2 separate regions of the Mus musculus genome follow, and region 2 is linked to region 1. A link is a loop called in an ENCODE intact Hi-C map of the cell type or tissue named here. Cell type or tissue: left cerebral cortex. All regions are shown on one strand.

Evidence for each region. Peaks named below come from ENCODE experiments on the same cell type or tissue, not always from the same donor. Only the 100,000 strongest peaks of a DNase experiment are listed, where the experiment ranks them.
Region 2: a loop joins it to region 1, with 2.5 times the contacts of the local background. A loop is called at or near these places in 2 of 42 quality-filtered maps.

What each region holds. Positions count from the first base shown.
Region 1 is chr6:92,476,535-92,484,534 of GRCm38, reverse strand. The region is part of intron 2 of Prickle2 (prickle planar cell polarity protein 2); the gene reads left to right. Among named protein-coding and RNA genes, the nearest start is that of Gm38862, 76 kb to the right of the region's middle. In left cerebral cortex, CTCF peaks have their summits at 5,736 (motif pointing left) and 6,709 (motif pointing right); DNase peaks (open chromatin) are centred at 4,685, 5,740, 6,694, 7,908 and 3 more places; H3K4me3 peaks cover 4,272 bases; H3K27ac peaks cover 3,866 bases.
Region 2 is chr6:92,608,227-92,616,226 of GRCm38, reverse strand. All of the region lies in intron 2 of Prickle2 (prickle planar cell polarity protein 2), which reads left to right. Among named protein-coding and RNA genes, the nearest start is that of Prickle2, 94 kb to the left of the region's middle. In left cerebral cortex, a CTCF peak has its summit at 4,228; DNase peaks (open chromatin) are centred at 5,389, 6,379, 7,021, 7,770 and 3 more places; H3K27ac peaks cover 5,973 bases.

The DNA.
Region 1 (8,000 bases):
TTCTTACCTAGATTTTTAGGAGTCAAAGCTGTTTGTGTTAGAGTATATAGAACTGGGCATGTCAGAAGCTTATCCACATTAGGTGGAAATTTGAGGGTATAACCCTTAGGAGTGGGACTGACTTTTAAAGTCCTCCTTTCATCCCTTGAAATCAACCAGCTAAATGGATACTCCCCCAACAGCTCTATGAAGCTCGGTACTGTTAGCATCCTATTTTATAGTCCCTAACCCCGGGTTTAGGGACCATCAGTATTATTCAGTGATGCAGGGCTTACCTAGCTTATGCAATGCCCACCCAGAGTTTTATCACTAGCAGCAAGAGAGCCTCAGGCTCCAAATCAGAAAAATAAACCCCAGATCATCCATTCTGGGTTCCACACTATGCTACCAGCTCTATACCATATTACAAATTCCATGCTACAATACCAATTCTTCTGAAATCTGTAGCCTTTAGCCTTGTGTCAGATCTGTTCCAGCTGAAGATGAGTCTCAAGTCACTTTCTTCACTCCAGTTTCCTTCCTCATTGTCAGTCACTTGTCAATCACGTCTCATGATCCTCTTGTAATAATGCTGAGAAGGTCAGAGTGTGGTAAGCTCATCTTCATCTGACAAAACTGGGCCATAAGCAAGTTGAAAAGACTTGTCCATGGCCACCCTGAAGTTGGATGTCGCCACTTCTACTAGGCCATTGGTGGCTCCAAATTATTTTATTAAGTGACCTCTTGAAGAATAATGAGGGTGGGCATGGCCTTAGGACTCTCCACATGCTTTGAGTTCTGTGCAGTGGGGACCTATAACAGAATGTGTCTCATATGCCATTTCTCTGGGTAAAAAGTTTTTCCATATTCCATGTTGTTAATGATAAAGGTCTTCTGTGAACCAGAAAAAAAAAAAAACCCTTCTGGAAGAAATGATTAAGCATTATTAATACAATTATGTATAACAAAAGACATAATTTACCTTCTCCACATCCAACAAAGAGATTCATTTGAAGCTTGAGGAGCTCCAGCTGAAAGGGCAGGTCTTGTCCCAGTGGGCTCTCTGGCAGAGGTGGGCTGGGGGCGAGGAGCTGCACTGGCTGCTTTGTCCTCGGGGGACCTCTGTGCATGATGGACTGGGCCTCCCTCAGCCTCTGCAGCTGACAGCCCCCTCCCTCTCACATGTACACACACACACACACACACACACACACACACACACACACAGAGAGAGAGAGAGAGAGAGAGAGACAGAGACAGACACAGACACAGACACAGACACAGACACACAGCACTTGGCCATAGTTTTTCATTGTCTGAGGCTCAGGGTCCAGGCTACTCTTTTGTACCTACTGTTTACTTGGCCTGGGGACTAACAGGGAACATGAAAAGAAAATTACTTTAAAGCAATACGAGATGACAACGGAGAAAAATATTCAGAAAAACATGACAACCCTGGTAGATTAAACATCGAGGTAGATTTTTCTTGGTTCTTTGAAAAGCCCAGCAATTCTCATTATTTATTAGACTGGATGGCATTTTGTCCACCGTCGCCATAGTTGACTAGTCTGTGTTTGTACTTGCATTATTGCACGTTGGTACATAAACTCAGTGAGTACAGAGGCTATGGAGATGCCCAACCACCTATAGCCTGTGTGGCATAAAGTGTATGTCTATTAACCCTTTACCTGTGGGGCTTGGGAGATGGCTCAGATGGTGAAGTGCTTGCCTTCAGGAGTGAGGACCTAAACCCCAGCTCCAGACTAACAGAAAAAAGTCAGGCCTGGAGGCTCCAGCTTGCAATCCTTGCACTGGGACAGCAGGGACAGATGGACCATAAGACTCCCTCACAAGCCAGGCTAGTCGACTTGGTGTCAGGCAAAAAACAAACAAGCAAACAAGCAAACACCTGAGCTCCAAAGGTTCTTCTCGATCTCCACATGCATACATATGTGTACTCACCCTTCACAAGCACACATAAGCACACACATACACATAAATGTTTATCTGATGAGAGAATGGTACCCACATTAGCTCTGAAGACCTCACAGGTAAAATTATTCGTATAAGATCACTTAGCTACCAGGAACTAAAGGCAGAATCTAAACCTTAAGTGCTTCAACTCTGGCTTTTTGTTTGTTTGTTTGTTTAGTTTTGTTTTGTTTTGTTTTTCCTTCTTTGCTTCTGGTTAATTGAACGGTTTCTTGTGGTGCAGGAGGATAGAGAGCTCAAGGTATTTAAAAATGTTCCCTCTAAGGCCCAGCAGTGGAAGTCCTGGCCTACACTTGCTGAAATCCCAGGGGGACATGGGAAAAAGCCTGTCTGCACTCTGCCTGTTTTCTGACCTCTGAAATAGAAGCCAAGGGGACAATGCTGTCTAAGTGCCCCAGGGTCCTCCGACTCTCCTGCCAGGTTTGTGACAATGTTGTCTCCTGTGCTCACTTGAAATTAGAGTTAAGGAGTCATACAACCCAAGCTAGTAGGGAAAACTGAACGCATTTTATTCTGGGGTTCAGATCATCCCAAAGGCGACTTGATCCGGAGCAGCTAACAGCTGACACCATGAAATGAACATTGAAGGGGGGGGGGGACAGTACAGCATTTGAAGAGATAGAGAGAGCACAGCAAGAGAGAGAGGAAAGAGTGGGAAGGGTGAGAGGGAAGGAGGGAGGGAGAGAGAAAGAGAAGAGAAGGAGAGAAAGAGGGAGGAGAAACGGAGTGAGGGGGAGAGAGACAGACAGAGAGAGAGGAAGGAGAGGGGAGAAGGGAGGGAGGAGGGAGAGAGATTGATCTAGTTCTGGCTGTAGGGCTGGTACAGTTTCTGATCTGAACCAGGCACCCAAACTATAACTGTGCCCAGCTAAGATCTCTGGTATGTTGCTTTTTTTTTTTTTTTTTTTTTTTTTTTTTAAGGTGGGGGCGAACAGCCTTGTGTCTTTCAAGCCTCTCTGAGATGTGATTTTTTGGAAGCTACAGAGCTGAGCCTTTGCATTAGCAAAGGTACCCCCCCACACACACACACACACACACACACTTTGGTTTAGGGATTATTGATTTGGTAGGCGAGGCTAATTTACATGTAAATAAATCTCAACCCTGGGCGGCCAGACTGGGACGTCCAGATGCTGTGACTGACTTGCTGACATCACAGCCTCATTAGCATGCGGAGGATGCAGGCATTGGAACTGCGAACAGCGACTTCTCCAGCTCTGCCAGGCGCTCCGTGACAGTTATTATTATTTTTTGGATGAGCTGCACATTTCCTGGTTCAGTGGCCCGGGCTTTGTGAGCAGCTGACTGGTCTCCCAGGTCTGGCTCAGGATCAGCTGATGACGCAGAGATTGGGGTCTGTGACTTCCTTCAGATAATCGTGAAGTCGGCGAGTTTAGAGGAGACGGTTCTTGAGAACACAATTCCAGGACCCAGGCAGGCCTAGAACAAGGGCACAAGTCGCACTCTCCGGCTTGTGTGGATCTCCAGCTGGGTCCACTTCCAGGGAGGGCGGTCTCTCGGAGGGAATGCAAAAGCAGTCGGGTTTGGGTTTGAGCCTGCTGCCTGCCTCCGGAAGGGCTCAGATTTGCAGAGACTCAGTAAAGGAGATGTTTGGGCTGCCTGGAGTCCTGCTTGCATTTTCTGATACCAGCTCCAGGGGGAAAGTGAACTGGGGCAACTGACCAGATCAAGACTCGGTGGCGGCTTCCTCTAAAGCTTCACGGCTCATCCTCTACGAGGTGGGTAAGAAATTTTGTTAATTCCCAAAGCAAGCAGGAATGTGTTTAGTAGTCTCTGGACTGAGGAAGCTATTATCTCTAAGGCCAGGAGGTGGCTTTGGTGGTTTGGCACTTCTGTCTTTCCTTTGCTTACTAGAAAGTTCAAATGCAAAGTGATATGGCGCAGATATACAATAGGCATCCTCAAATCTTAGTGCTTAAGAAACAGTATTTCTCTAACAGTGACCCTTTCTTAATAGCAACAACAGTGGGAGGGGGTGTTGAAAAGCAAATATTGGTAGCATTGACTCATGTACCGTTGCGCCCATTTCAGCACATATCTGAAACATCAGAGATGCTGAGGGACACACACTTCACTAACTCTTCCAGATTCAAAAAGAAAAAAAAAAAAGGCTCTCAAATTATTGAGGTTTAATTTTAGCTAGTGCTTTTGGCTCCAAAACGGTGACGGAGCTCCCGAATCTTGACTGCATAACCTGCTGTAGCACATGACTGTGTTTGTTCCTTACTAGCCTGTCTTCACAGTTAGTTCCTCTCACTAGCTTTTGATTTCCCCAGGACCAACCATAGCACTCTTGATCTGCCATGGAGGTTTGGGGATAAAGTTCTGATTTTTAATCTCCCTGTTGTTTACTGTGTGGTCTGGTACTGTGCTGTGATCTCGAAATACATATGCCAGATGTATAGGACTAGAAACATATGTGCCAGGTGTGTCAACATCCTCCAGAGTGGGTGGAGAATTACCTAGACTTATAGATTGCTCCCCCCAATGATAGAGGTCTACTTCCACTGTGACCATGTGTGGAATCGTGGGTAAGGGAGGGCTTTAGTATGCCTTGAATATAGGGACGCGAGTACCACATATCAGAGGCCTGCAGTGTACTTTGCTTTGCTTTCTATGTCTTCCTGAAGGCAGTTTTAACCTATCTCAGTCAGGCTTCCATATAGGAAACAGCCTTGTTTTCTTGCTAGAGGCCACATTGGCTGCTCTTATCCTGCCCCTTAGGAGACAGCTGATGATTTCCACAGATGAGCAAGGTGGAGCTCAAGAGTAAGTTACAACTTCAATAAAAATCACCACGTTCTGAAAATTGGGGTTTTTTCCTTTCACCAAATGCTCGTTCCCCCCGGGACTTTTCTAATGTGAGAATTTAAACACACTGGCTCCAACAGACATTGTGTTCTTTAAAATGTTACAGAGCAATCAGCAAAAGAGAGCATTTGAACAGTACAGTTATTTTTGTAAAGATTCCCCCCCCCATGCAATGTGTGTGGGTTGGGGTGTAATGGGGAGAGTTAACAATACAGGAAAGACAATGCTCTATAGAAGTGGAAGGGGAGGGAAAAGAACTCAGGAAATAGAATATGAGATGATGCTTATGCAGGGCTTGGACCCTGAGAGCTTGAGAGACTTGGGTATCTCTTGGAGTACCCATTTCTGTGAAATAAGGAGAAGAGGCATGAGATCTGTGGGTAGGCTTTAGTGAGGTGACACATAAAAAGCCCCCAGATCTGTGTCAGCCACACTGTAAGTGCCCAGCAAATGCTAGCTGTTAGTATTGTTCCTTCACTGGCATGATTATCATAACGACTGTTGCCGAAAACAAATCAAACCACTGAAAAGGTGTTTACTCTTGTGAGGTAAGGCTGCAGAAAAGATGTGGTCCTAGTCACTGCTGAAGCCAAGCTCTTCCATTCCTCCTGATGGAGCTGATATAATGAAGTATATCAACTAGGACTGCTGTGCTGTGTGCACCTAAAAGATGGTTTAAGGAAAATCAGCCAGTGCTAGTTGGACTAGGCCCCCTCAAAAAGGTCCCCTGTCTGGGAAGCTGGATGGGTCACTCTGAGGGACCTATGGGGTCTGCATTAGAACCAAGACCCTTTAGGGTCTCTGATCTTCTCCGGCTGTGCCAGTGAAAGGCAGGTCTTCTACCTTCTTTCTTTCCTGCACTGATGCTTGGTCTCTTCTCTGCCCAGGCTGGGCCTCTGATCTGTGTTTCACCTGCAGAATGACTCCTCAGAAGTTCCAGGGTGGAACTGGTGCCACCATCTGGGTGGTTTCTGCCTCTGAGCTATGGGAAAACAGAAAATAATAGGTCTGCTTGCCTGTTTAGGCCTCTCCTTCCCCCCCCCCCCCCAGTGTGTGTGTGTGTGTGTGTGTGTGTGTGTGTGTGTGTGTGTGTCTCCATTCATCCATTGCCCTGATACCTCTTTCCCAGTGTTTTGATGCAGCCACACATAGTTGGCCTGTTTCTCCCTGCCCTCTCAGAGCCTGTCTCTTTCTTCTTCCCTTTCTTCTTCCTTTTCTTCCTTCCAGAAATATAACCCCAATGTCAGCTTTTATAAGACAATTATTAAATTAGAGCTAGTGCCCAGTATAGGAGAATGCCAGGACCAGGAATGGTAGTGGGTGGGTTGGGGAACAGGGGGAGGGGGAAGAGGTTTTCGGAGGGGAAACTAGGAAAGGGGATAACGTTTGAAATGCAAATTTAAAAAATCTAATAAAAAAATTGATACTTAAAAAAAAATTAGAGCTAGTGATTTGGTCAGTGACAGAGCACTTGCCTAGCAGGTATTTGGTTGGTCCCTGTCATCACAAAAACATGGTGGTGGAGTAGGGTAGGAATCAACAGATCCAGAGAGATGTCTGCTATATCATCCGTTTTCCCGAAACTCAGAACTGACAGTTTGTACCTCCTGGTTGATGTGATCTTTAGTATAAACATGAAAAAAAGTATACTTGTCCTGGGACGTAATATTAGTATAATGTATAATGCTTTGATAGTAGCCTGCCTCCATTGCCTTCTGAAAGCGTATGTGATCTTGGGAGAATCGCTTGACATCTCTGTGAAATTTGGCTTTTGTCATAGGAACCCTGGAAATAAATCCCTCCAAATGTTGAGATGCTGTGACTGTAGCCTCTGCCCTGTCCTGGATATTGGCCTTGATCTCCTCCTGGTGACCATGACTTTATTAGTTCTCATTCAATCTCAAACAGTGAACAGTAGGGGGCAGTAGATTTAAGACTTGTTCATCTAAAATACTGAACTGCTAAGAGGGAAAACAGCTTAGCAGAGGTGACACAGAGAGTGACAACCTCTGGTTTCTAAACCCAAGTGCCCCAGGAGTGAGAGAGGCTCTTTCTTACCCACTCACTTTTCTGTCTTGAGGCCAGACTCTTCATTCTGACATCCTCTAAGCCTGTGCTCTCTGTTTACTGCTGTCATCAAGTACGCAGAGTCGAATGCTCTGTCTCAGATAGGATTCTGAATGGCATTTAGACAATGGCTTTCTTTTGTGTGTGGTGGCCACTGATATCTTTCTTCCCTGAGTCTCTCTGTGATGTTGTTACTCAATAAACTGATGGGCCTATGAACTATAGCCCAAGAAATGGCTTATATAAGAACTCTGGCAAAAATCTGTTTTTTTGTTTGCTTGATTTTGATTGATCAAGCTCTTGATCCTTTGTTCTTGTCCCAACTTTCAAATACAACTTTTAAGCCAGTGATAGCACACACTGTTAATCCCAACACTGGGGAGGTAGAGGCAGACAGATATCTGTGAGTTCAAGGCCAGTGTGGTCTACAAATGGAGTTCTAGGACAGAGAAACCCTGTTTTATAAAACGAAAGCAACAACAACAAAACCCCACAATATTTTGGTTTTAACACCCTAATCTCCCACTTACATGTGTGTGTGCATGCTTGTGTGTATGTGTGAGAGTGAGTGTGAGTGTGTACACACTTATATGTTGAATCAAGCAAAGTAAACCATCTTTATTAGAATCTTGGTCACTTGGGTTTGGAGGCTGAGTTTTCTGTTCTCTTGGTGAATTATTTAAGTGCTTGATTAATTAGAGTCTGGAAATCAAGCATTTGCTTGTTTTGTTATTTCAGAGGAAAGAAGGAGCCAGACTACTAGAGCAGGGATATGGCTCAGGGGTAGCATTCTTGTCCAGAACTCATGAGGCCCTAGTTTCATCACTAGCACCAATGCCAAAGGGATATAAAACCAAAGGCAACTGCAAAGGAAAAGGGTGGGAAGAAAAAGTGGGGAGGGATAGGAAAGAAGATTCTCTTCTCATCTGTGCATCGAAACCAGAGGGAAGCCTTCTGAGATCTTGACTCCTTTCACTGGCCTAGCACATATTTTGCACTAAAGCACCATCCGCCTTTTGAAGGACTTTGTTGGCAAGAATGCTCTGAGTCTATCTTTGTGTGGTAGAAGACAGGGTAAGCTTCCAGCACAAGTTTAGTCCTGAAGTCTGTGAGAATCAAGTTGGCTCAAC
Region 2 (8,000 bases), 130 kb before region 1:
CATGGAGTAATCAAAAGAAGGAAGTTCTCTTTGAGGGGACAGAGGTGGTGTTTAGGACACAGAATACCAGATATCAGCCTCTTTGTTCAACCTCAGACTTGGCACTGAGGTACCACTAGCACCTTGCCATCAGGAGCTGCCCTTTACATGACACTACTCTTGTGGAGATTCTCAGATGGTGAGGTTAACACAACCCCTCCTTTGTTCTCCAGGACTGAGCACACCAAACATTCTCCAGAAGGCATCTCAACAGGTGTCTTTAGAAATGCATGCTTTATTTAGGTTTCCTCAAGCTATAGCACTTGGTGGAAAGACTAGATGGAAAATACAAGTCCCCACAAACAAGAGACATTAAAGAACAGTGTGTGTCCCATCTGAGGGAAACCAATTCACCATTGTTCATCATGAATTACACTAGGCCTTTGTTCCCAGGGTGAAGGAGACAGAGGCAACCAAACACCAACCAAGAGTAAACAATAACAAAGAGGAGCAGCAATTTCTTAATTCCAACTGGGCCAGTTGATTTATTTGATCTTGGTAACTCTATGGAATTTAAAAATCCTATACTCATTTTATAGATGAAGTAAAAAGAGTCCCTAGTAAGTTTAAGTTGCTCAAGGCTATCATGGTAGAGTTGGAACTTAGACCTCTGCTTTATCACCATGGACTGAACTGTGCAGGCAGTAATTCTGTAGACATTTTCACAGTTGAATCCAGCTTGCCTCTCTTCGGTTTACTTGTTTGTTGCTTTGAGATAAGGCCCAGGCTTACCTCCAACTCAGGATGCTCTCTATCCCAGTCTCTCAAGTGCTGGGATCATAGACCTATGTCCCTTCTGCCATCTGCCATTGCTCTTATAAGGACTAGAGGGCAGGAGAGTATCTCAGTCTGGCCTCAGAAGAAATTAATCACCTATACTTTGAATTGTTTTAGTTTGAGGTATCACTAACTCTGTGAAATGCGAGATCAAAAAGAATCAGCTATATCTTGTGGAAATGTAAACTCTCCAGGAGGTTGAAGGTAATAATTAGACAGGATATTGAACTGTGAATACATTCCTTCACTTAAGCTTTTTGCTTCTATTTCTCTGTGGCAAAATGAAACCATTCACTAGACAGTTTTCTAGGCCAGCCTTCTCCGCTTGGGTGCTTCAGACATTTGGAGGCCTGTCTTCAGTGATACAGAATGCTGCACGGTGTCATTAGTTGACCCTAGCCACACTTTCCTGGTACAATGACCAAAAATATCTCTGCAGTTCCCAAATGTCCCTTGGGATGAGGAACACTCCTGGCTGAGAGCCACCACTATTGGCCATTGTGTTGCTGTGATGTCTTGGGCTGCCACTGCCATTGTCATAGGCATAATCTCTCAGCTTTAGTTTTCTCCTCTGCATGTAAGAGGGAAAGTGGATCCCTGTCCCCGTGGTGGCTCAGTGGATGGAGTGAGAAAAGCAAAGGTCATCATTGTCAGGGCTTGATACACTTGTCCTGGCTAGTGTGTTACAAGAACTGGAGTTACCCAGGAAGAAGGAACCTCACCTAAGTAATGTCCACCATCACATTGGTCAAGTGTGTGGAACACTTTCTTTGTTTATTTTATGCATATGAGTACACTGTCGTTGTCTTCAGACACACCAGAAGAGGGCATCAGATTCCATTACAGATGGTTGTGAGCCACCATGTGGTTGCTGGGAATTGAACTCAGGACCTCTGGAAGAGCAGTCAGTGGTCTTAACGGGAACATTTTCTTGATTAATGATTGACATGGGAGGGTGTAACCCTCCATGAGTAGTGCTATCTCTGGGCAGTGTTGTATAATAAAGCAGACTGAGCACTCCTCCATTGTTGGTGGGATTGCAAGCTTGTACAACCACTCTGGAAATCAGTCTGGCAGTTCCTCAGAAAATTGGGCATAGTACTACCGGAGGATCCAGCAATACCTCTCCTGAGCATATATCCAGAAGATGATCCAAGTGGTAAGAAGGACACATGTTCCACTATGTTCATAGCAGCCTTATTTATAATAGCCAGAAGCTGGAAAGAACCCAGATGTCCCTCAACAGATAAATAGATACAGAAACTGTGGTACATTTACACAATGGAGTACTACTCAGCTATTAAAAAGAATGAATTTATGAAATTCCTAGGCAAATGGATGGACCTGGAGGGCATCATCCTGAGTGAGGTAACCCAATCACAATAGAACTCACATGATATGTATTCACTGATAAGTGGATATTAGCCCAGAAACTTAGAATACCCAAGATACAAGATACAATCTGCAAAACACATGAAACTCAAGAAGAACAAAGACCAAAATGTGGACACTTTGCCCCTTCTTAGAATTGGGAACAAAACACCCATGGAAGGAGTTACAGAGACAACATTTGGAGCTGAGACGAAAGGATGGACCATTTAGAGACTGCCATACCTGGGGATCCATCCCATAATCAGCCTCCAAACGCTGACATTATTGCATATGCCAGCAAGATTTTGCTGAAAGGACCTTGATAATAGCTGTCTCTTGTGAGGCTATGCCAGTGCCTGGCAAATACAAAAGTGGATGCTCACAGTCATCTATTGGATGGAACATAGGGCCCCCAATGGAGGAGCTAGAGAAATTACCCAAGGAGCTAAAGGGGTCTGCAATCCTATAGGTGGAACAACAATAGGAACTAACCAGTACCCTCAGAGCTCGTATCTCTAGCTGCATATGTAGCAGAAGATGGCCTAGTTGGCCATCATTGGGAAGAGAGGCCCATTGGTCTTGGAAACTTTATATGCCCCAGTACAGGGGCAAGAAGTGGGAATGGGTGGGTAGGGGAGTGGGGGGAGGGTATGGGGGACTTTTGGGATAGCATTGGAAATGTAAATGAAGAAAATACCTAATAATAATTTTTAAAAAGAACAGACAGGCAAAATAAAAATAAAAAAATAATAAAAAAATAAAGCAGACTGAGAAAGCCATGAAGAGCAAGGCCGTGTTCTTTCATGGCCTCTGCTTCAGTACCTACTTTGGCTTCCCTCCATAGTGGATTGTCACCTATAAATCAAATGAACCTTTTCCTCACCAAAATGTTTTGGCCAGTGCTATATCTCAGTAACAAGAACAAGCTCTGACAATACTGTATGTGTTTTGTATGTTTTTAACCATTCTTTTCCTTCATCCTCCCAAATTCAACAAATCTAATCATAATTAGAATTCTTAGTTTTTGATCCATATAGGTTGTGATAAAGCAATTTATATTTTTATGGAAGGTAACTCTTTAGAATGAGAATGTTGGGATTTTCTTCATTATCTCTCTCCCCCTCTATAGGAGGCCTTTGATGCTCCTATTCAGTGTAAAGGATTACTTCACTGTCAATCAAGGCCAACTCTTTTGAAAACCTACTAACAGTTGAGAAGGAGATGGGCTTATATAACAGCTCTTTGGACTTCAGTTAGATAAAAGGAGGAACTTTCAGGCAAAACTCAAAAACAGTGGGAGTTCACTGCCAGTCCAGGGATAGAAGGCCTTTCTTGGAGAAGTCAAAGCCTAGAAAGTCACTGATCTGGAACAGTCTGGAGTAAGTCTTCTTTGGGAAGCTTTCACCCTTGAATGATCTGCCAGCCTCACTTTGGATCTGTGTTTCTATGAATGATCCTGGGACATTCCAAGAATCTTACCCTTTGTCTCCTGTGACTCTACCTGAGGCTCTTTCTCCTCCTCCTCATATCCTGAAGAAAGAATCTGAGGGGCAGTTGTGGAATTTTGACCACCAAGACCTTGGCAAAAGCAAAAATAAAAGAGAAGTAGTCAGCCAGCTTTTACATTGTGTGCTTTCAGTGTGACTTCATTACTGGAGAGAGAAAGCAAGCCGAGGTCATGGGTCTTCTGTTTCTCGGCCACACTGCAAAACCATTGTGTGGAGGAGGAGACTTGGAGCTTCCTAGAAATAGTGAATGCTGACCCAGGATCTTAGAAGTCTGAGAGGTGTCCAGTAAGCAGTATTACACACACACACACACACACACACACACACACACACACACACACACACACACAGAGAGAGAGAGAGAGAGAGAGAGAGAAAGAGAGAGACAGACAGAAACACAGAGACACAGAAACACACAGAGAGAACAAATACACAGAAACCAGCCCTGTGTTCTCTCCTGGTACCTCCCCCCAGTGGAAGGCAAGGACAGTGACATAGCCTGAGATCCTTCCAACCTTGTGCCCAGCAAGGATACAACCTATTTTATAAGTTGTTGTTATTGCTACTGTGACCACTGTCCTCTCTGCTACCTGACCTAGAAACCCTGGGCTCTTCCCTTTAGTCTGTTTCCAAACTACTTACTAATTCTGGATAACTCCAAATATTTTAAAATTTTATTTCTAATGGCTTTGTCTCTGTTCTCCTTCGGGCTTTCCAGTTCATTCCAGCCACAGCATCTTCGATGCTCTCTGTTCCTCTACTCTTCGTCCTTCCTCCATGGTGTGGCTGGAGTTGCCTTCAAATGTGCACGTTGTGACATTTCCTTGATTTAGATCCTCTTTTTCACTTGGGATAAAACAAATTCCTTGCCACCAGTGTGCATAGCCCTGCTCTGTCTGAGAGGACGACAGCCATTGCCCAATGCCACTTTTCTGCCTTGCCTACTCTATTGAGTTGCAGTGATTTCTGGTCTTGCTGGGATGGACATTTTTAATTCCTTAGAACCTTTGCAGAAGACTTCTTGTGCCAATTTCAGACTCTCCTGGGATCTAGTTCTTCTCACTTCGGGCTTCAACTGTTTTCACTTCTTCAAGGAGGCCTTAGCAGTAGGCACCCATATGAAGCATCTTTCTTATTCTTTGTCATGTTTATTCATAACATGATACATTTTATGACTGCTTTATTTCTTTGTTGTTCCCTTGTGTTTTGTCACATTCTCTTACTGTCACGTGACGAACCTTTTTTTTTTTGGTTCATTCACCAGCCTGCCCATAGCTCCTGCTTCAGAGCTTTTTGTATCTTTTATGCTTAGGAAATTCTCACGGTTTGACTGATACATGAATGGGGAGATGGGTTTGTTTCTCACTTTTCCACAGATACTTAGTAAATAACTCCTGTGGACAGGACCTAGCACAGAGTCCCTAAAGAGGAGCAGGAACAGAGTGATAATTGCCAGACATAGAAGTATTTTAATTTTTCCAGAAATACTGGACTGATTTTACTTTTCAGAGACAGCTCTGTAATTGTATAACTTTTTTTTTCTTTTCCACATTGACTGCTATAAAATTAGAGCCAAATTCGTGGCCCATACATCTTTTGGGTAGGCAATGCAGCCTCGTTCTTGGATCTGTTTCACGTCCCTGTCCTCATTTTTCTTCTCCTTTTGTTCCTATTTTAAATTTATGCCATCTTATATTTCATATGTCCTCATAGCTGCCTTAAGTTCTCTCTAAAGTACGGCAAGGTGTCAATCAATGAATATGTGGAAAGGTGAAGAGAAGCCCCTGAAGTGTAAAGCCGGCGAGTGCCTCCTACCTCACAGAGGGAACAGTTCTTTGGGAAGCTCTGGAAGCCCCAGGGAGCCGGTGGGGAGAGAGGTAGGAGACAGCTCCAGCAAGACCCAGACTCCTCATCGGCACAGGAAATATGCCTTTGGCTGAGATTATTTAAGAAGAACTTAATTTTGGTAACTGGTTATTTTGCTTGTTTGGGCTGCATAGTGGGGCTCTAGATGTCACGCTGGGTTTTCCCATTATCTTTTTTCCTTTAGAAGTACCATATAATTTTCAAAATAATCAGTAGTCACCCATTCTGCTGCCTGACAGATACATATACATATATTCTAAGTGCAAGCCTTCATCCCCTGCACCAAATGGAAGCAGAAGAGTCTTTGTCTTAGGCGGTGATCTATCCTCTGGGCCCAGAACTGTTCTCCGTTATCTTGGTTGAATTAATGAATGAAGTAGCCTGGTTTCTCAAGTGAGAACAGCTTTCATTTCTTATTGTCGTTCACCCTGCAGTCCTGTCTGGTTTTATAATATTCTGTATTATTATATTCTGTAATAATGTTCTTGAAGGTGTTAATTACATTGATAAAACTGGAGCTGGTTCTTCCAAAGTCAATCGTTTGCGACTGAAACAGTGCTCTCCGTGTGACCCTTACACAGCTCTTCAGTAACCTCTGTCCTCGAGCCTCCCAGAGCCATCTGGAAATCATTCTAACCAACATCCCTTCTATATAATAGATCACTGTTTCCCTTTCTAATAGGGCTCTGGATCCCCAGAGCCCATAGCCAGCGCTGAGATGGGTTCCTTATCTCTGTTTCTTCGTTAAGAATGTGCACATATTTGGTTGCCAATGCTACAGTCCTCCACAGTGCTGCTCGTTGCAACAAAGGAAAGTGTTTGCCAAATGACTTGTCAGCATATGTTCTAGAACTGCACAGGCATACTGTTTGTAACTGGAAAATACCGATGCTGCTTAGTGAAAGATTAAGGACCAAGAAAGAGTGCATAGCTTTATTTAAAGGCACTTAGAAGTTCGGGTACAAACACAAGGGTGGGGTGGGAAGAAAAGAGAGAGGTTGTGGAGAGAATAGAAAGTAAGTAGATTGCAGGCAGTATACAATAAGATTCTGGAACCAAGGAAACCCGGTCCAGATTGCACTGCTGATGATGCATCTTGCACATCCCTAGCTAGCGTCCTCCCAGGTGATAACCTGTACAAGCCCACTGGTGATCTGTATCAGCTCTGTGGAAGAGAAGCATCCTTGAACTTTCCAAGGTCATGGCTCGAGCAAGCAACCCTCACACCCACTGAACCCCTAGATGGGCTGTGGAGTCAGAGGTGCTGGTGCTTGGCAAGGAAGATGCTGAGCCCTGAGATTGTCGCTTGTGCACTCAGCAGCTGACCATCCTGGTAGCCCCTGGGGTGAGCGGTTCATAAGCCTGGCCCCTTCTCTGCAGCAAAGGAACATCTGACTTCTTGATGTTCTCCAGACAATTTCCTAATTAGGAAACTCTGGCAGATCTCAAAGAGCAAACCAAACATGACTCTACAGTACAGGAGGAGCTGTACTGTGTACACAGAACACAGGCAGAACTATTCCTTGTCCTTGTATCCAATGCTGAATGAAGCTGACAGTACCAAGGTGGGTAGTGAGTGACATGGGGACACCTCTTATACTCACCCCTAAAACCAAAAATGGTGAGCAGCACTTGGGTTTGTTTTCATTAAAAGGCCAATTCTCATAGTAAAACCAAATACTGACCTAGTTTAGGCTTGCCTCATCTACCGTTCCTTGGACAATGTCAGCAAGTCAATGTGTTTATAGGACAGACATGGGTTCTGCTTAGGAGAAGAGGTTTCTGACAATTGCAATTCATATCGCCCTGGCAAATGTATATTGCAGTGTGCTGCATTCCTTTGTCATACCACAGAAACAACCCCACATTCAGTTCCTTGGAATGTTTCTAAATGTTTCTAAACTCAAGAATTTACAGTTGGGAGATCACGGCAGGGTATGGCAGTTTGATGGTTGTGACTTTGAGGATACCTGTCTGGGAACTAAGATATCGGACTAACAGAGAAAATAGTAACTGAAGAGCTTGTCCTGTCACACATGAGGCTGCTGGCTTCGGGCTCTTCTGCTTTACATTACAGTTTTCTCTGGATGGAAAGCAGCCTTCTCCCTCCCCCAAGTCATGTCGACAGGAAGAGATTTTACATTAAAAAGAGATTCCTCAGGAAATGAAGAGAATGTGGAGTTGGGTTGAAAATTTCCAAATGGTTTTTGAGTCAAGTGATTTTTGTCTTTCTGTCTGGTTGGCAAGGTGACCTCCCCCACAGCCCCACTCAAGCTGAGAGGAAGTCCACGCTGAGGACATGTAAGGCAGCCAGCAGCAACAAGGGCAGCAGAAAAGCCATCATGAGCATGAAATGTGGCTCATTACCAACCCAGGTGTACATCCTGGGCAATTGGCGATGCAGTTCTAGCAGATGAGAGATGAGAAGCAAACTTTGCC